Linked DNA regions of Mus musculus: regions 1, 2 and 4 are each linked to region 3. The links are chromatin contacts, found by Hi-C or POLR2A ChIA-PET in ENCODE. All regions are on one chromosome and are shown on one strand. The core of a region is the stretch at or near the end of the contact, and the rest is flanking DNA. Distances in the headings are between cores, read along the strand shown. Region 1 holds the start of Apon (apolipoprotein N). Region 2 holds the start of Stat2 (signal transducer and activator of transcription 2). Region 3 holds the start of Pan2 (PAN2 poly(A) specific ribonuclease subunit). Region 4 holds the start of Cs (citrate synthase).

The links. A loop is a pair of places that touch in the nucleus more often than their neighbours do. ChIA-PET counts read pairs that join two places held with the same protein, here RNA polymerase II (POLR2A).
Region 1: POLR2A ChIA-PET joins it to region 3 with 14 read pairs in Patski. The contact joins the promoter of Apon here to the promoter of Pan2 in region 3. POLR2A ChIA-PET finds 5 or more read pairs at or near these places in 3 of 5 experiments (Patski and embryonic stem cell).
Region 2: a map of left cerebral cortex shows a loop between it and region 3 (2.7-fold over the local background). The contact joins the promoter of Stat2 here to the promoter of Pan2 in region 3. A Hi-C loop is called at or near these places in 2 of 37 maps with a recorded cell type or tissue (heart and left cerebral cortex). POLR2A ChIA-PET finds 5 or more read pairs at or near these places in 4 of 5 experiments (Patski and embryonic stem cell).
Region 4: a loop to region 3 is called in a map of left cerebral cortex, with 6 times the contacts of the local background. The contact joins the promoter of Cs here to the promoter of Pan2 in region 3. A Hi-C loop is called at or near these places in 2 of 37 maps with a recorded cell type or tissue (heart and left cerebral cortex). POLR2A ChIA-PET finds 5 or more read pairs at or near these places in 4 of 5 experiments (Patski and embryonic stem cell).

The regions. Positions count from the first base shown.
Region 1 is chr10:128,250,314-128,255,673 of GRCm38, forward strand. It overlaps Apon (apolipoprotein N), which reads left to right and starts at 3,818. Exons shown (of 2, transcript NM_133996.3): 1 at 3,818-3,968; 2 at 4,122-5,360. The coding sequence starts at 4,142. The coding sequence ends at 4,897. Timeless (timeless circadian clock 1) reads left to right here. Exons shown (of 29, transcript NM_001164081.1): 24 at 1-149; 25 at 233-301; 26 at 381-499; 27 at 1,357-1,570; 28 at 1,680-1,775; 29 at 1,879-2,628. The coding sequence ends at 1,943.
Region 2 is chr10:128,267,510-128,272,493 of GRCm38, forward strand. Stat2 (signal transducer and activator of transcription 2) reads left to right here and starts at 2,989. Exons shown (of 24, transcript NM_019963.2): 1 at 2,989-3,208. Apof (apolipoprotein F) reads left to right here and starts at 1,190. Exons shown (of 2, transcript NM_133997.3): 1 at 1,190-1,260; 2 at 1,486-3,741. The coding sequence starts at 1,503. The coding sequence ends at 2,450.
Region 3 is chr10:128,299,743-128,305,075 of GRCm38, forward strand. Pan2 (PAN2 poly(A) specific ribonuclease subunit) reads left to right here and starts at 3,593. Exons shown (of 26, transcript NM_133992.3): 1 at 3,593-3,729; 2 at 4,353-4,751. The coding sequence starts at 4,470.
Region 4 is chr10:128,333,834-128,339,214 of GRCm38, forward strand. It overlaps Cs (citrate synthase), which reads left to right and starts at 3,894. Exons shown (of 11, transcript NM_026444.4): 1 at 3,894-4,126. The coding sequence starts at 4,085. It overlaps Gm51822 (a long non-coding RNA gene), which reads right to left. Exons shown (of 2, transcript XR_003949053.1): 2 at 3,306-5,381.

The DNA.
Region 1 (5,360 bases), core at 2,568-5,067, 49 kb before region 3:
CTGGCAGGAAGATCCGGAAGAGGAAGACGAACACTTGCCAGAGGACGAAAGTGAAGATGAGGAGAGTGAGGAAGGCTTGCCATCAGGACAGGGTCAGGGCAGCTCATCTCTCTCTGCTGAAAACCTCGGTGAGAGCCTTCGTCAGGAAGGTAAGGACTTGAGTTGGGAGAGATGTCAAAGGTGGAGGGGTAGCAAGGGAAGGAGATCACGTACAAGTTTCCCCTCTGCCCAGGCCTCTCTGCTCCCCTCCTGTGGCTCCAGAGCTCCCTGATCCGAGCAGCAAATGACCGAGAAGAGGATGGTAAGCACTGGACACTGGGTGGCCTGGGCCTGGTGTGATCCAGAGCAGTTCCTCTGCCACATTGTCACCGTGTCTGCAGGCTGCTCCCAGGCAATCCCTCTGGTGCCTCTGACAGAGGAAAATGAGGAAGCAATGGAGAACGAACAGTTTCAGCATCTGCTACGCAAGCTAGGGATCCGGCCGCCCAGCTCAGGGCAGGTGAGTGTCAGAGCGAGCGAGCGGGACCGTGTCAGCCCTGGAGCTCGCTCTGGTCCTCCTCAGAGGACACCGTGTTGTTGCCCAGATCCTCCCTGCTGCCTTGCCTTTGCCTCCCAAGGTTCCCAAGTCAGGTCTCTTACTCAAGTCTCTCTCCCCTTTAGCCTCCCCTTCCCTAAATGGTGTTCTACACTGCCCCCTTGTCTGTCTGCAGCACTGATGGTTCTGTGTGCCGCAGCCTCCTGGAGGCATGTCTGTCTTTGCGTGGCCATCCAGCCACATCTGCTTTACACCACAGCCAACCCCGACTGCTTTCCACCCTGCACATGGCAGGTCTGTTCATGCATGACCAGTTGATCTGCCCAGTCCTATTGGAAGGCTGCAGCCACACATCCAAGGTCCACACACACAGACATGTGCACACCCCCACATACCTTCTTCCTCTTGACCCTCAACCAGCCTTCAAGGGTCAGCTCAGAACTTGCACAGAGAGGCAATCTTACTGCCTGTCTGACCCAGGAAGTGGGAATAGTTGCTCGGGCGCCCAGTCCAGTGGCGCTTTAACATCTTGCCCGGCCGCTCCCCTCGCGCCCCCATTGACTCTGAGTGTGGATCTCACAGGCTAACTTTTTACATGGCCCAGATCCTTCCCTGTATTCATTGCTAATAGCTGTATTCACAGTGAATGTGACCTGGTGTAGCACTGAGCTAGGTGCTGGGTGTAAGTCCAATTCACAACTCCTGTGGGTCATTCCTGGTTGGGGGGGGGGGTCATGCTTACTCAATGACTGATAGAGCAGAAGAGTGGCCAGAAAGGCCGGTCCTCCCTGGCAGCGATCTCACCTGCTGTGTACCTGTAGGAAACCTTCTGGAGAATTCCAGCCAAACTGAGCTCCACCCAGCTTCGGAGGGTGGCTGCTTCTTTGAGTCAGCAAGAAAACGAGGAGGAAAGGGAAGAGGAGCCAGAGCCAGGAGTCCCCGGAGAGCAGGGTCCCAGTGAGGAGCACCGGACAGAAGCCCTGAGAGCCCTTCTGTCAGCCCGTAAGAGGAAAGCAGGCCTGGGGCCTACAGAAGGTAAAGTGCCATGGCCCCCGCTTGGTGACTTACTCTGTGCCACCGTGTGGCGTGAGGGCTGTTGAGACGATGCAGGGCCGGTTCCCGACTGTGTCTTACATCACTGCAGAGGAGGCCACTGGGGAGGAAGAATGGAACTCAGCGCCCAAGAAGCGGCAACTGCTGGACAGCGACGAAGAGGAAGATGATGAGGGGAGGAGGCAAGGTAGGGACTCTTGTCTTCAGTGGAGACACTGGCCATTTGCCTTATCCTTTTACATACTTAGATGCTTTCCATTTCTGTCTCTTACCTGTCATTCCCATGGCAGCAGTGTCGGGAACGCCAAGAGTCCACAGGAAGAAACGGTTTCAGATTGAGGATGAGGATGACTGAAAGCCAGATGTGTTTGACCGATGTGAGTTGGAGGCACAAAAGCTACTTTTGCCTGCGTTGGAAGCAATCTTCTCTACATTGACAGCCCAGGAATTTTAGGCAGCAGTGTTGGGTGGAGTCTTTGCGGTCAGTCCTTGCCCCAGGTTCATCAGCGTGCACAGCCGGTCTCTGGGTCCGTCTCGTAGCAAATGAAGAGTGGCGAAAGGTTCAAGGTGGCTTGTCCTCCTCTAAGGACTGCGTCTTGGCTTCTGACGGGGAGCTTTATAACCCAGCACGGTTGTTCATTCTGTCCTCACAAAGCACTGGATTGCTCCCATTTTCTTTCTTTCATCCCAGGACACATGATTGAACCCGTTTCTACAGTTGAGGGAGAGCTGGGATGCACCACTCTCAAGCTGACAAGCATCCCTGATTTGTGTTTCATATTAAATGTGTACAATTAACAGTTGCTCATCTCAGAGCGGCCAGCCAGCCATCTGTTGTGTCTTCGGAAGAACTTTTAAGAGTAAAATTAAAAGACATGTCCTGAACTGAGCTTGGTAGTGTGAGCTAATCCCATCGTGTGGGAGACAGAGGCAAGAGAATTGCCATGAGGGAGAGGAAAGAGTCATATAGCCCTACGCGTGGGCCAATAAATGTAATTTAAAAAATCAGCTTGATAATAAATATAATTTTTAAAAAAAGAGACTTTTGTTGTCTTCCTCCTCCTCTTCCTTCTCCTCCTCCTCTTCCTCTTCTTCCTCCTCTTCCTCTTCTTCCTCTTATCCACAAGTAACAAGATGCTTCATCTTGCTGACCACAGGGTACATGCCTGTTGGTTCAGCTCCTCATGAGGCTTTGATAAAATCTCAAAAAAAATCCCTTTTACCCACGAGTCTGAGACTGTGTCTTGAAACAAAACAGGTATGGTGGTGGCTCATGCCTATAATCCCAGCACTCTGGAGACTAAAGCAAGAATACTTAGACTATATAGGAAGTTAGGCCAGCTTAGGTTATAAAGTGTCCAAAAAAATTAGAAGGCAGCCAGAAGAGTGATGGTAGCTCATACCTTTAATCTCAGCACTTGGAGGCAGAGGCCTTGTGTTCAAGGCCAGCCTGGTCTACCTAGCTCCAGGGCAGCCAGGACTATCTCAACAAAAAAGTAAATAGGGGTTGGAGAGATGGTTCAGTGGTTAAGAACATGTAAGACTCTCTCCAAAGGAGTAGAATTTTTAGTCCTTGCAACCATGTCAGGTGGCTTACAACTGGCTGTAACTCCAGCTCATCTGGCCTCTGTGGGCATTCGCCTTGAATCCCAGCACTTAAAAGGCAGACACAGGCATATCTCTGAGTTTGAGGCCAGCCTGGTCTACAGATTGAGTTCTAGGACAGCCAGGGCTACAAAGAGAAAGCCTGTCTTGAAACAACAACCACAAAAACCTTACCAAACAAACAAAAAAAACAATAAAGGTAAAAACTCAAAAGACTGCTCTGGTAATAACTTGATTTGATTTGCTGTAGGTTCTATTTTTCAAATTTTTTGATTGGGAAATCTTTAAAGTAAACATGACACATGGACTGGGAATGTAGCCCAGTTGGTAATGTGCTTGCCTAACATGCATAAATCCTTGGAGTTGATTCCCAGTACCACGGCAACTGCACCTGGTTGCAGATTCCCATAAATCCCCGTACTGGGGTTATAGTGGCAGAAGGATCAGAATCCAAGGTCATCCTTGGCTAACTAGTTGAATTCCAAGCCAGCTAGGGCTACAGAAGGCCCAGTCTCAAAAGAGAACAAACTTTCCACTGCCTAGAGGCTACAGAGACTGGACTATGGTCTAGGGACCGCCTAGCCACAAAGGAGGAGCCTTGCCTGTCAGGATGGGGCAATAGCTGGTCAGATAAAGTCTACCCAAAGAGAGGTGGTAAATACTTGTTTCCAGTCATCACCTACAAGAAGTTAACCTCTGGAAGGTAGCCGCTCCAACTAGGGACCTACTGAGTGAGACAGAGAACCACTTCATTCCTCTGCTGCTTGCCAGACAGGTGAGGGTAACAGCCTCTAAGAGGCCCCCTCTTATGTCCAGGGAAACTGAAGTCTCTAATGACCAGGACTCTACCAAACTCTGACCATTCTTGGTGCCTGTTCCTGTTGAATATTTGCGCCCTCCTCACCTGAGCTCTGCTCCTTCACAACAGGGCTGTCCTGTGGACCCACCATGATCCAGGCTGCATTGCTTCTTGGCTGTATCTTACTGTCCCCGGTGACCGCCTTTCCGTGGAAGACGCAGAATGGCAGCCTGCCAGCCGTCACAAGAACTGAACCCACATCAAATGTGCTCCCCAACAAGATTCCTCCTCCAACCCCCATTACCTGTCGGGACCTCTTGTACACGGTGCTCCCCGCTGCTCCTCTGTCTGAGTTCTTGTCCCTCTTAGCCCTGAGAGTTGTCCTGGAAAACATTGGCTGCCCTGCCGAGGCCTACAGTCTGCAGCTTCGGATCAGTGAAATGGGAGGAAAAGACAGCGCGGAAACCCTGGTCCTCCAGAGTCAAAAGAGTAGCCAGGAGGAAGGGATCGGCAACAATGAAGTCATTCTGAGGCATCTGGTGCCATCCCCTGGGGATATGAGGAGGGTCCGGCGCTCAGTTACCCTGCCTGAGGCGTGCACCTATGAACCCGGGTGGGTGTTGTACGATATGGCCCAGGTGCTGCTGGAGACGGCGAACAAGCTCCCTCCTATTGACCTAGTAAGAGAGTTCAAGGCCTCTGTAGTCAATGTCACCCAGCACTGTACCATGGAGTCTTGGGAAAGTATGAATGAAGTAGCCAGGAGGCTGATGAGTAGCCCAGAACTTAAAGACGCCAAGATTCCCGTTGAAGATCGAGTATACCTCGTTGCTCAGCTTGCAGTCGTTTTAAAGCGTATTTTTGTGAACCTTGTGTGGGAATATTTTCAGACCTATTTTGGATAGACACGGCCTCCTAGGCATGGAATGAACTTTCTCATAGCCCTTTAGTAGGTGTGCACACAGCAGCTGCCCACGGTGTGTAGCTAGACGCTGGCTGCATTTTACAAATTCATACATTGTCTTCCTTTGATCCTAATGTGTGAAGACACTTGATATGACTTCAGTCTTTCAGTTTCTAAATGCTATGGGTATTGCAATTTCCCTCTTTAATACTTTTTAATTCCTTGCTTAATGCTTTTTAATTTCCCAGCTGAATTCTGGGCCTTGGTTGTATTCATATTGTTTTGGGATATTAAGGAAAGGAAGGTTTGTTGTTTTGTTTTGTTTTGTTTTTGAGACAGGGTCTGCCTGGGTAACTCTGTCTATCTTGGAACTCAGAGATCCACCTGCCTTTGCCTCCACCTGCTGAGATTAAAGGTGTGCACCACCATGTCTGTATTTGTTCTGGTATTTTGAGATTGTCTTG
Region 2 (4,984 bases), core at 1,739-4,238, 33 kb before region 3:
AAAGGACGCCGGTTTGTGGTGGCCCATGCCTTTAATCCCAGCACTTGAGGAGGCAGAGGCAGGCAGATTTCTGAGTTCAGCCTGGTCTACAGAGTGAGTTCCAGGACAGCGAGGGCTATACAGAGAAACCCTGTCTCGAAAAAAACAAACAAACAAACAAAAACCCCAAACAAACAAACAAAAGGACAAGTATTTAGGCATCGTTAGGGATTATGCTGTGTAGTCATATGCTGTGTGTAGGTTTTCCTTCCAGATCTATACCTCACTAGATCTATGTAGTTGGCTAGGTTTCCCTACCAAGCATGACTCCCCTCTTGCTGAGTGGCCTCACAAACTTTTTTGTTTGTTTTTCAAAACAGGGTTTCTTCTGTGTAGCCCTAGCTGTCCTGGAATTTGCTTTGTAGACCAGTTTGAATAGGCCTCAAACTCAGAGATCTACCTCTGTTTCCTGGATGCTGGGACTCAAGGTGCGGGACCACCACCAGCCGGATCCACAACTTTTAAAAATATGGGTGAAAGGGCTGGAGAGCTGGGTTAGTGGTTAAGAGCACTGGCTGTTTTTGCACATGACCCAGGTTCAATTCCTAGCACTCACAGAGCAGCTTACAACCCTCTGTAACTCTGGTTCCAGGGAATCCAACGCCCTCCTTGGGCATTGGGCGCCTGCAGTGCACTTACAGAAACACTGGAAAAACACTCAGGCACATAAAATAACAACAAACAAATCTCCACAAAAAGGTAGGCAGATTTCTGAGTTCAAGGACAGCCTGGTCTACAGAGTAAGTTCCAGGACAGCCAGGACCACACAGAGAAACCCTGTCTCGGAAAAAAAAAAAAAAAAGTCTTCACAAAAGACACAACAAAATAACATGGATGAAGATGTGCCAGTGGATTTGAAGTCTCTGAAGACCGTCTGGTGAGTATCGATACAGCCCAGCCGTCTAAACGTGGCAGTCCTCAGTAGACTCTGTCCTTGTCCCAAATTAAAGCCAGGTGACCTTCATGGAAGATAAGATCAATGTCCTCACTGTTGAACCTTTCTGTCCCTGGCTTATTTGCAAAGGCCCTGGCCAATGTCAACATTGGGAGCCTCATCTGCACCACAGGGGCTGATGGGTTTGCTCTAGCAATTGGCCCAGCCCCTTTCACCTCAGCAGCCCCAAATATCTCTCCTATTCATAGGGCAGAGAAACAGGAGCAGGATTGTGGAACTACCGAAGCTACCCAGGGACTCTTACTTCTCAATGGCCGGACTGTATGGTAATCTGGGTCCCCCATAAGTGGGTGGGCATTAAATGGGGAGGTCACTCTGACCTAGAAATGACAGAAATTGTGCTGCACTTCCCATATCCTTACCCCTTTGCTAAACAGAACATAAGCTTGGAGGTAGGTGGTAGATTGGGGGTTCCCTGAATCTTGGGCTCCCTGCAGACTATAACCTTCAAAGACATGGTCTGCATGTTTTGGGGTTCTCCCTTTTTCCAGGGTGCTCAGCTCCTGACATGCATAGCCTCCGACTCATCCTGATGTCAATCCAGCTGCTTTGCTATCTCCTGCTGTGTCCTGTGGATGCCACTTCACACGGAGAGGCAACCAGTGTCTCTACGGTGCTCCCTCCCTCGAAGTTGGGATACCAGATGCAGACCTCAGACAAGCCCTTGTCCTGCCAGATGCTGCTCCCCAAGTCCCTGCCTGGCTTCACTTACATGCCCCCTGTCTCCAAATTCCTGGTAGGCCTGGCTCTAAGGAATGCTCTGGAGGCAGCTGGCTGCCAGGCTGAGGTCTGGGCTCTTCAGCTTCAGCTTTACCGATTAGGAGGTGTGGAGGCTACACAAGCCCTCATCCACCATCTCCAGGAGCTCCAGAAGAGTGGACACACAGACCGGGAAGTGTCTGTGGATGCCCTGTCCTCTGCTCTGCAGCTCTTAGCCTGGGAGCAGCCAGGTCCAAAGAGGGCCAAACGTTCGATTTCCAACACAGACTGCGACAATGATCAGGAACAGAGTGTCCACAATGTGGTTGACCTACTACCAGCAGTAGGCACCTACTACAACCTAGGCACAGCTTTGTATTACGCCATTAAGAACTGCTCTGACAAGGCCAAGGAACGAGGTCGAGATGGGGCCATAGATCTGGGTTATGATCTCTTGATGGCCATGGTAGGCGCGTCAGGGGGCCCAGCTGGTGCGGTGATCACGGCTGCTCTTAAGCCAGCGATGAAGGCTGGGGTTCAGCGGCTGATCCAGTATTATTATGATGAGAAAGAGGTGACCACCCCTCAGCCAGAGGTGACCACCCATCAGCCAGAGACCGGAAAGGATGCCACCACAGATATCGGTGTTGTGGAAGAAATAGCCATGTCTAATTTTGTGTCAGAAGTTGAAAGTACAACTTCTAACTGGGAGTGGCCTTTATTAAAGAACTATGGTGTCTTGGCGTACAAGAGATAGTAACAAAACAACCAATAAGTGGAAAATTCTGACAAGAGAAGTGTAGATGGATGGATGGGTGGGTGGATGGTTTGGGATACTGTCATCGCTTGCCAGTAATTTCCTTCTTGAAACTTAGATTTTTACACTCTAATGGGGCTGGCTAACTTCCACCTGAACAAGTGATTATAGAAATTAAAAAGCGTTATCATGAACCCACAGTATTTATCATTCATATCCTCAAAAATACCTTATTACCTCAGCTCTTCCCTCCCTATCCTAAGGGACGCAGGTCCCACCCTTTCTATGGAGTCCTAGGTGCCTTCACGCACCCTGGTTTCAGTTTCCTTTCCCTAGAACTCACGGTTCGGTTCGGGTAAATCAGCTGCTAGAATTCCTGGCTAAGACTTTAGTTGGGCTCCGCCCGACTAGGGGGGCGGGAGCGGGCACTAACGAGCTTCTCCCTCTCCGCCAATCACTGAAGTCGGCGGTGTGGTTTCAAGCAGCTTGTCCAGCCCAGCGCTGAACGGGGTTGTGTTTCAGCCAATGAGAGTGACACGCGGGGAGGGCGTGGCTAAGCTTTCGGTCGCCCCACCGATCCCGGAACGCCGAGCGTCCACAGCCGGGTGATCCATTCCGCCAGCCGGGTGACCCATTCCGCTGTTCGCTATCTTGGTCCGCCGGAGTCGGGGGAGGGTGGAAAACGGGTCCTTGAACCGCTTGGAGAATTGGAAGTTGCAGCGAGAGCACTGGAAGGAGCGGCACTGGACCCTCAGAAGGTACAGGCCCCGAAAGGGTGTGCGGAGCGGGGCGGAGGTGCCAGCCGGTTCCCGGGAAGGGCTGCTGCCCCGGGTGATGCCCCTGTAGACAAGGCTTCTGCTCTCTGGCTGAAGTCGAACACCCTGCAGGATGCTGCACCGCTGCACAGTTCTACTTCTCAACCCTGTCGACTTCCTTCCAAAACTCCTCCGCAACCCTTGCAGCTGCTCTATGTACCCATTATGATCCTTGTCATAAGCCAAAGCTTTAACCTCTGCTCTGCGAATCTATTTACTTATTTGTTTGCTTCCTTATTATATTTTTAAAATTTGTATGCATGTTGTGTTTATGTACTAGGTGCGTGCCTGAATTGGCCAGAAGAGGGCCGAATTTACTAGGACTGGAGTTAAGATGGTTGTGAGCAGCCATGTGGGGGCTGGGAACCGAACCCAGGTCCTCTGGAAGAGCAGCCAGTGCTCTTAACCATGGAGCCATCTCTCGAGGCCCTTTACATAATTTTTGATCCTTGCACAAATAAATAAATAAATAAGAAAGACATCCTTGATCATTATGTGTGTGTGTTTGTATAATATATATATATACACATATGTATATATATATATTATATACATATAATACATATAAACTATAGTCCTAGAGGTGAAACTGTTTGCTTAAGGTTACACACAAAGTCTAGTTTATTTCAGAAAACCTTATTCAGTGCAAAACTGATATCGGAGAGTGAAGCCAACTAGAGAAAGTACTTTGTTGCAGCCCCTATAGCCTACGTGCAGTTAGTTCACTTAGGCAGACTTTGGGTGTGAGGGTTGAGACAGGGTTTCTCTGTGTAGCCCTCCTGTCCTGGAAACTCAAAGATCCACCTGCCTCTTCCTCCCAAGAGCTGGGATTAAAGGTGTGCACCAACACCACCCGTCAAGTTTTTGTTTCTTAGAAGCAATACAGGCATATAATTTAAAGAGTCAAGTACCCGTTTGGAGCTGTAGCTCAACCAAAGCTTTCACAGAGAGTAAGGCACGAGGATCAAGGATTGCAAGAAAGCTAAAATGAAAACAAACATTTTGTTTGAAGAGAGATTGGATCAGGGCTATGGAGATGGTTCTTCAGTTAAGAGCACTGTCTGCCCTCCCAGATGTCCTGAGTTCAATTCCCAGCCATGGTGGTTCACAACCATCTATAATCCTAGAGTCCTATAGGATCCAATGCCGCTTCTGATCTGTGGGTGAACATGCAGACAAAACATCCAACATATACATAAAATAAAATTTTTAGAAGGAGAATAATTGGATCTCCTGCCCAATCTCTTCCCTTCTCCATTCCTGCCTTTAAGGAAAGAAAGTCAACGCCTGGACTCTAGGTGGCAATGTTTGCTCTGTAGTAGAATCATGTGACCTTTAAAGAACACTTGTGTTTCTTCTAAGCTTTTCAGCTCTAGGTACAATAAGAGTAAGATTTTTATTTTTTCCTTTTTATTTATTCTTCTCTCATACATCCTGACCATATCCTCCCTTTCCTTCCCTTCTCCCAGTGCCCCCACCCCATCTCTCCTCTCCTCCAGATCCCCTGCCTCTCCCCTGTCAGCAAAGAGAAGGTCTCCCAGGGGTATCACCCAAACACGACATAGCAAGATGCAGTAAGACTAGGCACAAACCTTCAGATCAAGGCTGGCCAAGGTAACCCAGGAGGAGAAGAAGGGTTCCAAGAACAGGCAAAAGAGTCAGAGACACTCCACTCCCCCCACCCACCCCACACACAAGCTAAACAATCATGACGTATTT
Region 3 (5,333 bases), core at 2,343-4,842:
TGTCTCTCTTTTGCTACATCTGCTCAGAGTCCTGAGAGTCCTCACAGGTAGGAGATAAAAGGTGAGAAGAAAGATACGGAAACGAAGATGAGGTGGGAAGAGATTGACAGAGTGAGTTGGAGGCACAGGCTCTCAGCTGTTTTACTTCCTGGTGCTTTAGCAGTTGAGTAGGAAGTGGGGTTGGTGTGGCGACTCCAAAGTGGCTAGCAGCTGGAACCACTTCCAAGGCTGCTGCTGACCTAGAGCTTCAAGAAGCCCTTGACGTCAGCGTGGGGTGGGGGGGCTCAACCGTTATGCAAATCACATTCAGAAGACACTCCTAGACAGGCCTTTCCAGACGAATGCCCAGACTCCAAATCCAATTGAAGTTTCCCCAGGTGGTTAATGACTATAGCTAATAATGATGGCTAATTCGTATCTAACTCTCACTGATCTAAGCATTTTACGAGCATTAATCTAAGTCTCAGTAAATTCTACGTCGTGCATATTATATCATGGATTTACTGGGGAGACTGAGGTGCAAAGATAAGTCGTTTAACAAAGACCTCATAGCTGGGAAATGGCTAGCTGTAGCGCCGAACACAAAATTCTACTTTTAAAAATTGTTTAAAATTATTATGTGTGTGCAGGTGCATGTGTGCCTCGGGATGCCTGTGGACATCAGAGGACAGCTCTGTCCAGACAGCCCTCTCTTTGTACCTTTGTGTAGGTTCCAGAAATTGACCACGGGTTGCTAGTCTTCCAACCTGGCTTTGTATTCCACACATGCTAGGCAAGTGTTCTACCAGCCATTGAATCCCCAGGAATAAAAACATAAGCACTACCGCACCTAGTTTATCTTTACATTGTCAGTCTTTGTTTGTTTGTTTTTCAAGACAGGGTTTCTCTGTATAGCCCTGGCTGTCCTGGAACTCACTTTGTAGATCAGGCTGGCCTCGAACTCCCCAGTGCTGGGATTAAAGGCGTGCACCACCATGCCCAGCTTTTTTTTTTTTTTTTTTTTTTTTTAAGATATACTTGTTTATGTATATGATACACTGTAGTTGTCTTCAGACACACCAGAAGAGGTTATCAGCTCCTGTTACAGATGGTTGTGAGCCACCATGTGGTTGCTGGGAATTGAACTCAGGAACTCTGGAAGAGTAGTCAGTGCTCTTAGCCGCTGAGCCATTTCTCCAGCCCTGTATTTTGAGTCTTCTAACTTAGCTTTAGTAACAAGGATTATAGACCTGTATCAGGCTCAACCCATATTCTGCAGTTTAGTTCCTTGTTTTTGAGACAGTTTCTTGTTGCCCAGACTGGTTTCGGAATGACCTTGAGCTCCTAATCTTCCTGCCTCCACTTCCCAAGCGCTGGGGTTACAGGTGTGCTTCGCTCCATGTAAAATTACTGTGTCATTATATTGGATACTGTGAGGAAACTCAAGTGGAAGTAGATTTTGATTCATAAAGTAGTTTATTGAGTGAGGTCTGATGGCACCCTTCTGTATACCCAGTTCTGGGGTTAATATGAAGGGAGGATTACAAGTTCAAGTCTAGTTTGGACTCCTTACTGAGAATTCAGCTCAACAAACCAAAAAGTAACCGATTTACTCCAAGTATCTCAAGCTCCTTAACTCCCGTGGTCTGTGAGGTCTCTTTCAATTATGAGTCTTTAATATGGAGATTTCTGTGTAGGGACTGTCTGGGTCTCTTAGCACCTAAGTCCTTGTATGAAAATTTAAATCTAAGGACCAGCGAAGCCAGAGATCCTTTGAGTTAGGTGTTCTCTATTTTGATGTAGGATTTCTTGGTGTGTGGAATACCCAAGTGCCTATGTCCCCCTTGCCCACCCCATTACTATTTTATTTTGTTTTTTTTTTTTTTTTTTAGATAGAGTTTCAGGTAGGCTAGGCTGCAGAACATCCATAGATGAAGTCCCGATGCATCTGCCTCAGGGTTCTTTCTTGAAGTTCTACTTGCTTGCCTTTATTGAGAGAGAGAAAAATCACACACACACACACACACAGAGAGAGAGAGAGAGAGAGAGAGAGACAGAGGGACAGACAGAGACAGATAGACACTTAAATTTATTTATTATGTATGTGTGCCACAGTATGAATGTGAAGACAACCACATTGAGTCTCAGGGATGGAACTCAGACCCTGACAGTTGGTAGCAGTATCCTTACCTGCTGTACCATCTTGAAATCCTCTTTCACCTTTTTGAAAAGAAATACATTTTTATTTGGATGAGGGGGGTGTTTTGAGACAGGGTCTCACTGTCTAACCTTGGTCGGCCTAGAATTCACTACGTAGACCAAGCTGTCCTCAAATTCACAGAAATCCATTCTGCCTCCTGAGTGGTGGGATTGCCATCCCACTTAGCCTGGTTTTTGTTTGTTTGAAACAGGGTCTCATGTAACCTGACTAGCCTGGGACTTGCTATATAGAAGAAGCTAACCTTGAACACTAATCCTCCTGCCTCAGGATTACTGCCATTACAAATATACCTCCACTATGCCTGGCCCAATAAATGCTTTAAAAGTTTTATTATTGGTGTTTATTATTGGTGAGAACTTTCTTCCACAGGCACCTGTTGAAAGGGATATTCACCATGTAGCCATAGCAAGCCTGGTCCTTACTATCTATGTAGCCTAGGCTGGCCTCGAATTTGTAAGGGATTCCTGCCTCTGCTTTAATAATGCAGGTATTGTAGGTATGGACCACTAGTGGCACAGGGCCTTTAAAAACAGAGATGACAGAGCTGAGTTTGGGCAACCTAAGACATCTCACAGCCTGGACCAATTCCAAAGCAGTTTAGTACACAGCCAGTACCCCCAAATATTTTAGACACGGTGACACACTCTCACAGGAGAGGGAGAGGCAGTAGGATCTCTTAGTTGGAGATTAATCAAGAACCCCTCAGAATAGCTACAGCTCAGTTGACTCAGTTTACTGTTTATCTCTCTCTTGGGGTCAATGTCCAGCTCCACGGTCTAGGGGAATTTTGACAGTCTAGGAGACTTGTTTCTTGGGAAAATTAGGGGACCTCTGGGGACGACACAAACATTGATGGGAATTTCAGATGGATGCCTCTAGAAATAGAGAAAAGGTGGCCACTTGGGCCACACTAGAAGTCAGGCTCCCGCTTCCTTTTTCTTCCCCACATCTAGAAGTCATAGGAAATGCCAGTGAGTTTCGGGGGTACAGGGTCAGAGGTATTGGAATGGCTCACAGGCACAGCAAGATGAAGGTCTATACGCCGGGAATGATGAAGGCCACGCTGGGAATACCCACCGGGCGAGTCCCAGTGCTTAGCCTCTGGCGCCCCTTTAGTCTAGTTCTTATTCAGGGAGCGTAAAAGCTTGGCTTCAAAGTCTAAAGTTAATTTTGCTTAACAAAGCCTGAGAGCGAAGGGATTACTTTTCGTAACACCAAATAGATCCGCGCCTGATTCAGTTTGTCCCCGGTGGCATTCCGTAACCTTGTTTTGGCGGAGGCTACGTCACTCTCCTTCTCAGGCGCTGCCTGTACCTGGCTTTTTCTGATTGGCTGGGATGAGCCCGTGGCCCCCGCTGATTGGAAGCGATGGCTGCCAATCCACCGTCCGTCTTGCTTGGGTTAGGTTGAGCTAGAGGCGGGGGAGTAGTAGGGAAACTGGAATTTCCCGCGGAGCTGACGGCGCTTTCTCTACCCCCTACTCGTTTGAATTCCACGCGCTCCAAAATATCCGCCATGGAGAAATCTTGGTAATGACCCATTCCCCGTAAGCATCCCAGGAACACGTCTTGACCTTTGCCCTAATCCTTCCCCTCCCGTCCCCTGCGCTGGGGGAGAATTCTGGGTAACCAGTTTCTCTGGTTCGCTCAAAGAATTCTGGGTAGCTATCCGTTTCCATTACTTCCCCCTTACCCCCGCCCCGTTTGTGGGTAACTGGCCGTTCTTGTTACCCACCCCCTGGAGAATGCTGGGTAACCACTGTAAAGGATTCTGGGAAACTGGCTTGTCTTGCCCCCTTCACCGCCCAGCCCCTTTGTCTCATGTCCAATTCTAAGAAACAAGCATTTCAGAGCTCTCCCCCGAACTCCAGCCCCTATCAAACCCGCTCCCTTCACCTTGTGGTTCAGGAGAAAGGGAAGTCAAGAGTTAGATCATTTGGTGGGCTGGCAGGGAACTTAGGAAGTTTAGAGGTGCAGAGTAAGGGACACTGTCATGCCACTCACAGTACAGCGTTGCCCTTGTCCTCTTCATGCATGCTTCCGTCTTTGCCTGGCAGTCTCATCCCCTCTGCCTACCTGATTGTCCTGTCCACATAGAAGATACTTCCAGTACCTAGGCCTATCCCTGACTGCGCTGCCTCTTTCCCTTGCAGGCCAGAATGTCCATTCTAGGTTCACTGGTGCTGTCCTCCTGAAGGCTGGGTCACTTGTCTGTAGGAAGCGTGGCAAGGGAGGGTGTGACTCCGGTCTGACCAGCGGCCACTATCGTCATGAACTTTGAGGGTCTGGATCCTGGACTGGCCGAATTTTCCCCAGCTATGCATTCTACCCTGGACCCAGTCCTGGATGCCCACCTGAATCCAAGTTTGCTACAGAATGTGGAGCTAGACCCAGAGGGAGTGGCCTTGGAGGCTCTTCCTGTCCAGGAGTCAGTGCACATAATGGAAGGTGTCTACTCTGAGTTGCACAGCGTGGTGGCTGAAGTGGGAGTGCCTGTGTCTGTCTCCCACTTTGATTTACATGAGGAGATGCTGTGGGTGGGGAGCCATGGGGTAAGAACTATACCCCTTTCTGAAGGCTGAAAGGGTGTATTAGAAATCTTTATCTGGTCTTTGCCCAAGGACAGCTCTTTGCAGGTAGTCAAAACTGAGTTGAACTGATGAGAGTTAGCTGGGTCTTTCAAACCAACAAGGGAGTGGAGAGATTAACTACATATTTAGTTTCATAAGGCATTCCACTCTGTCAGTTCTCCTATCACTACTGTGTTTTTGCGACAACATCTCTCTCTATAGTCCAGGCTGATCTAGAACTCACAGCAGTCCTCCTGCTTTTGCCTCCAAAGTGCTGAGTTTCCTTGTATGTAACCATATCTGACTGTTGTTTATTGTTTTTGTTGTGTTGTTGTTTGTTTATTGTTTTTAAAGACAGGGTCTCTCTATCCCAATCTGGCCTTAAACTTTATGTATAGCCAAGGATCGTCTTGAATGTCTGATCCTCCTGCCTCTATCTCCTGAGCGCTGGGAAGATAGACACCAAACCCATATTCAGTGTATGTTGCTGAGATAAACCCCGAGGCTTTTTGCACAGCAGGCAAGCACTGAACTCACTCCTACAGGTCAAATCCTGGTTTTGTT
Region 4 (5,381 bases), core at 2,644-5,143, 34 kb after region 3:
TGTTTTATTTCTACTTTAAAAATGTTTTAAAGTTAGTTTATTTTTTTATGTGTATTGGTATTTTGCTTACATATATGTCTTTGTAAAGGTGCCATATCTCCTGGAACTGAAGTTAGAGACAGTTGTAAGGTGCCATGTGGATGCTAGGAATTGAACCCAGGTCCTTTGGAAAAACAGCTAGTGCTGAGACATCTCTTCAGCCCCCCACCCCCACCCCTTTTTGTGACACAGGGTTTCTCTGGCTGTCCTAGAACTTGCTTGGTTTACAAGGCTGGTCTTGAATTCAGAGATTGACATGCCCCTGCCTCAAGAATACTGAGATTCAAAGCATTTTCCATACCTGGTCTCATTATTCTATTTTATAGATAAAGAAGCAAGTTCAGAGAGGTTAAGTGGTCTTGCTAGTCAACAAGGAACCGAGAATCCATCTATGATCATCTTAGCCAGTGATCTGTCTGCTACACCTCACTTTAGGAAGTACAGTCTGCATGTATTCTCTAGTAGTTGTATAAAGTAGTATTTCTAAGATGTGTTTGCAAACCCCCCTGGGAGCTTGGATGTGCGAGTGCAGGGTTCTAACAATCACCAGTGTAGAAGCATTGCGTCCTCTGGTCCCCTTTTCCAGACTGTTTCTCATCAGACTCCCATTTTGAGGGTTAGGAAAGAGGATAGTCAGGGCTGAATTGTCTAAAAGAAGCAGCCTGATTTAGAGCTGGGTGCAGTAGTACATGCCTGTTGCCTGAGTTTTTCGAAAGGATGAGGCAGAAGGATTGCTTGAGTTTAGGAATTTGAAGTCAGCCTGGGCAATAGTTTAAGACCCTGTTTCTTCAAAATATTTTAGGGTTGAGGTTGTAGTTCACGTGTTTAATGCTCTCCTAGTATTCATGAGCTCTGCTATCTTGTTCACCAAAGTCATTTCAGCTGCTACACCGTTCTCTCTCTCTCTCTCCCTCTCTCTCTCTCTGTCTCTGTCTCTGTCTCTCTCTTCCTTATCTGTATATGTTCTAGGGTGGGTGTCTCCAGTTCCTTACGTCAGTTATGGATGTGCAAAGGTTTTACAGATGGGCGAAACTGCATAGTTCTTATCTTTTAAAGTACCTTTATAGCAACACATTGTGCTGATGTCTCCAGGAGACTGCAGACAGTGATTCCCGGGTGTGGTTCAGTGGAACGACATTTGCCCAGTATGCAGGGTGCCTTGGATTCCTGGTAGCTAGGGAGTAGATGGTAAAGCTTGGCAGAGCTTGACGTGAGCTCTGGAATGAGGTTGTGAATTCTAGCTAGGCCAGCTATGAGCAATGGCCCTTGGCCGGACATTTTATCTGAGTTGCCTTCTCTTTAAAGGTACTATTACCTACATATTATAGAGTTGCAAGGATTAATTAAGGTGACTCATGCACTATAGTTAGATAGTGACTTGAAACAGTAAGCACTGCATTGTAGCTTTGTTCAGCTAAGCGTGGCAGTGTGTGTGTGCCTGGGATCCAGGAGGATCACAAGTTCTCCACCAACTTAAGCAATTTAGCGAGATTTTTTTTTTGCCTCAAAATAAATTTAATTTTTCTTTTAGATAGGATCTCTTTATATACTCCAGGCCATCCTTGAACTTACTGTGTAGCCAAAGATGACCTTGAACTCCAGAGTTTCCTGCTTCCACCTCCCAAATGTTGGGGTTATAGATACATGTGCCATTCCTGGTTCCTCACCATTTTTAAAAACAGGGCTTTGATGTAGCTCATGGCTTAGCATATGTGAGACTCATGTAACCATATACACGTTCCTGTACACACACACACATACAGAGAGAGAGAGAGAGAGAGAGAGAGAGAGAGAGAGAGAGAGAGAGAGAGAGAGAGAGAGCAAACTACTGTCTACTGTCTACTGAAGTTTGTTTACCTATAGGAGATAATGTTAAGACGATTCTAGAGCCCGAATTCTCCCACTTGATCTTGACCACCAGGGGGCACCGTTGTCCCTGAGCATTTTGAATCTTCCCAAGGTCACAATTATGTCAAGTCTTTTCTGTGGCCCCTTCCTGTTCTCATGCAGGTATATTTGGACCTAGAGTTTTCTTAGCTGTTATATTCATGCCAGTCTTAACTTTCCCACCTATGTTCAGAAAGAAACTGTAGGGCTAGGGGTGTGGTTTGATGTTTGAGTATTAGTAATAGCATGTTACAAACCGCATTCACTCCCAGCAATGAGGGACAGACTGATACAGACTCAGCTTTTGGGCGAAACCACTTAACCCCCTTCATCTCTGGGCTTTCACATTGATTTTATAACAATGGACATCAGGATTAAATAACTTCAAATAAATAAAAATTGGACGTTAAAGTACAGAATCCTATCAAGGGGCTTAAAAAGGATGGCATTCTCTCTGTAGTTATTAAAACTCCAGTTACCATTATGGCCACCCAATAATTGTCCCTTCAGCAGCCTCACCTGATGGGGACAGCCTCTGGTTACTTACGGCACTGGAGTTCAGGCCTCTGATCTGCTAGCTAGTCTCTGTGGATAATTAACTATGGGGGAAGGAACCAGGTCAGACTATTCTGGGGTTATGAGGAAACCCCATGTGAGATGCTAAATTGGGAGCCAATATTGATCAGTGAAGCTTTGAAGTCCCCGGGGAGGTGGTCTAAGGTTATTGCTTCTCAAGAGGCGCAGCTTCTCTTGATAAAGTTCTCTCATAAGAACTACCTGACTTCCAAGCTAGAACAACACTACTGGGCAGATATGAATATGTATATGAGAAAACTTGAGGAAATAGGGGTTTTCTTTCTCTTTTCCAAGTCTAAGCCACAAACTACATCCTCTATAAACAAGGACTATCTGAACTTGGCTTACATGGATACTGAGACCTCTGCACTTTGTTACTGTCATGTGGTGAGATAAAAGGATTGTACATTTGAGGCTTGGTGGTTACAGATAAGGTGCTCTGATCATTGGGTCAGCTTCTCTCCACCCTTAGGCCAATTTCACAGTAGGCACAGGAAAGTACAGAAGTTCTGAGGTGTTCTACCCCGGGGCATTTAAGAGTGATGTGTAAGATCATTAAATCCTTGTGTCATTCACTGCAATGTTTTCTGAGGGAGAAATAAGAGAGAGAGCCAAGTAGGATAAACGTCCTCGAGTCCTTTGGAAATACTGTGAATGATGGGACGAAAAGAGAGTGTCTAACACCTGATCTTGAGTGGAGAGTTGCAGCTCCTGATCCTGTGTCTGAGGTGGGCTGGCTCTATGGGGTTTTATGATATGGGGTTTTATGAAGAATGTCAGAATCATAAGGCCCAGGACCCAAAGACTGAAAGGTTCCTTCATATTAAGGGGGCTTTTGTAAGACTTAGACTCCATATAGTTCACAAACATCACTAAACATTCAGGCTTCTGGTTTTGCTCTTCTCCACATAACGGGGTCAGTATCTGTAATTTCAAGATTTCTTCTGTTCACAAATGACCATCAAGCAACTAACTCTGGCATCATAGCGGGCTTTCTGCGTGATGTCACCTCCACGGCCATGAAGTCATTAACCAAAGACATTCTTTAAGAAAGCATGCCAAGCAGGTAGAGGAAGTGCAATGGTCAGTTGCAGTGTTCAGTGACCTTCAAACGTCGCGTGCTGGAGCTTTATCTTCAGCATTCTCCGGAGAACCCGAAATGTGTTAAGGGCAAAGGGAAAAGCCAAAGAAGGAAGTTAACTGAGTTCTCAGGCACATCCTTAGACACCTACAATCCCTTTCCCACCCACTCCTAATTAGCCTAATCCGTACGGTCCAATCCTCCCCGCGATAACATCTGTCAAAGGCTCAGATCCCGCCCCTCTTCCATTTTGGGCCAATGGTCGAGGCCGGGGTGGGTCGCCGGAGGGGGGCGGGCTCAAGTTTCGGGCAGAGGGCGGGGCCTCGCCGAGGACCCTGGGCTGGGCGCCTGTGCCGGTTTGTCTACCCTTCCCCTCAGCCGCCTCCTTTCAACCTTGTCCGCCGGTTGGCGCGGTCTCCATCACAGCGGCGACCGCTCCTGTTGCAGCTGTAGCTCTCTCCCTTCGGTCCCTTCCCGCCAGGTCCCGGAGTTTCGCCCGCCATGGCTCTACTCACTGCAGCAACCCGGCTCTTGGGAGCCAAGGTGAGCTTAAAGGAGGGAGCGCGCCGTGGCGCGCGGGGTGGGGCTGAGGCGACCGCAGGGCCTCCGGCACCGGCTCTCCCTCCCACACCGGAGCGCAGCCCTCCGCGCCTTAAAGGGGCCCGACCCTGGCGAGCCGCCAACCCTTCCCAGAGCTCCTAGGCCATGTGCTGCGTGCCCTTCCGGCTAAGGTGAACGCTGCCGGCCCCGGCCTGCAGCCCCCGGCGGCCGGGAGGCCCGCCTTCTGTCATATCAAGTATCCAAGGTGCAAGCGAGGGATGCAGGGCCCTGGCTGCAAGGCCAGAGAGCAAAGATGTGGCGTGGTCCCCCGAATTAGGGAGAGAACTGTTGGAGGAGGAGTGGGGGATGTATAAATATGCTCACTTGGTCACTGGGGCTAATTTGGGCTCTGCTTTGTAGGGTGAGTCCTGTCAGGACCTGTTTCTTTCCTCACTGTAATTGAAGCCTGTAAGTGACCCCGCCGTTTTAGTTTTGTTAGGGGACTAGAGCCCCCCAGCTCCTCTTTGTCCTTGGGACTCCTGCACTTAATGTATATAGGAGGAGCTTGAATAGGGTGGGGCATTTCTGTTAAACCTGCTGATTATGTATCACATCAGGCTCTAGGTAGAACCAGAAAGGTTGTTCCTCCAAGCTACAGGCCAATAAATGAAGACAGGCGTGAGGTAGTAACACCAAGGTCACATGACTCAATTCTACTACCTACCAGGAGTACTTCCCCTTATTCCCTGGCGGCCCTTTAATTTGATGGTTTGCCTTTTGAATTCTGAAGTTCAAGTCCAAGTAGGGATAACTCTTAATTTCACGTTATCACTACTTTTTTGCTCAGCATAACTTGGGCCTTTAAACAGAGACCCAGCTATGCTGAGGGAATTTCAGCTCTAACCCAAGTGGGGACAGTCCCACAAATGACCTTGGCTTCTGTTTTAGTTTTAAAGGAACTAATAGGTTTTTCTCATCAGTAGATAGTTTGAAGCAAAGTACACCTGGAGGAAAGAAAAGACTTAGAATGGTATTAACTTTCTGTGTGAGATGCATAGTTGTCAGATGTACCACAAAACTTGTAGGGTTTATCTTGGGGCTTTTCTGTGTCTGGCAACAAGGTAGAGACTGGTTATTTGGTAGACACTTGTCTTACTTGGCTGTTGCTACTGCTGCTGCCAGGGAACTGGGTAAGGAAACCTCTTGGGAAATGAAGCAAGTTCTAGACGGTGTTTGGCAGAATGGTGGACCTATAATT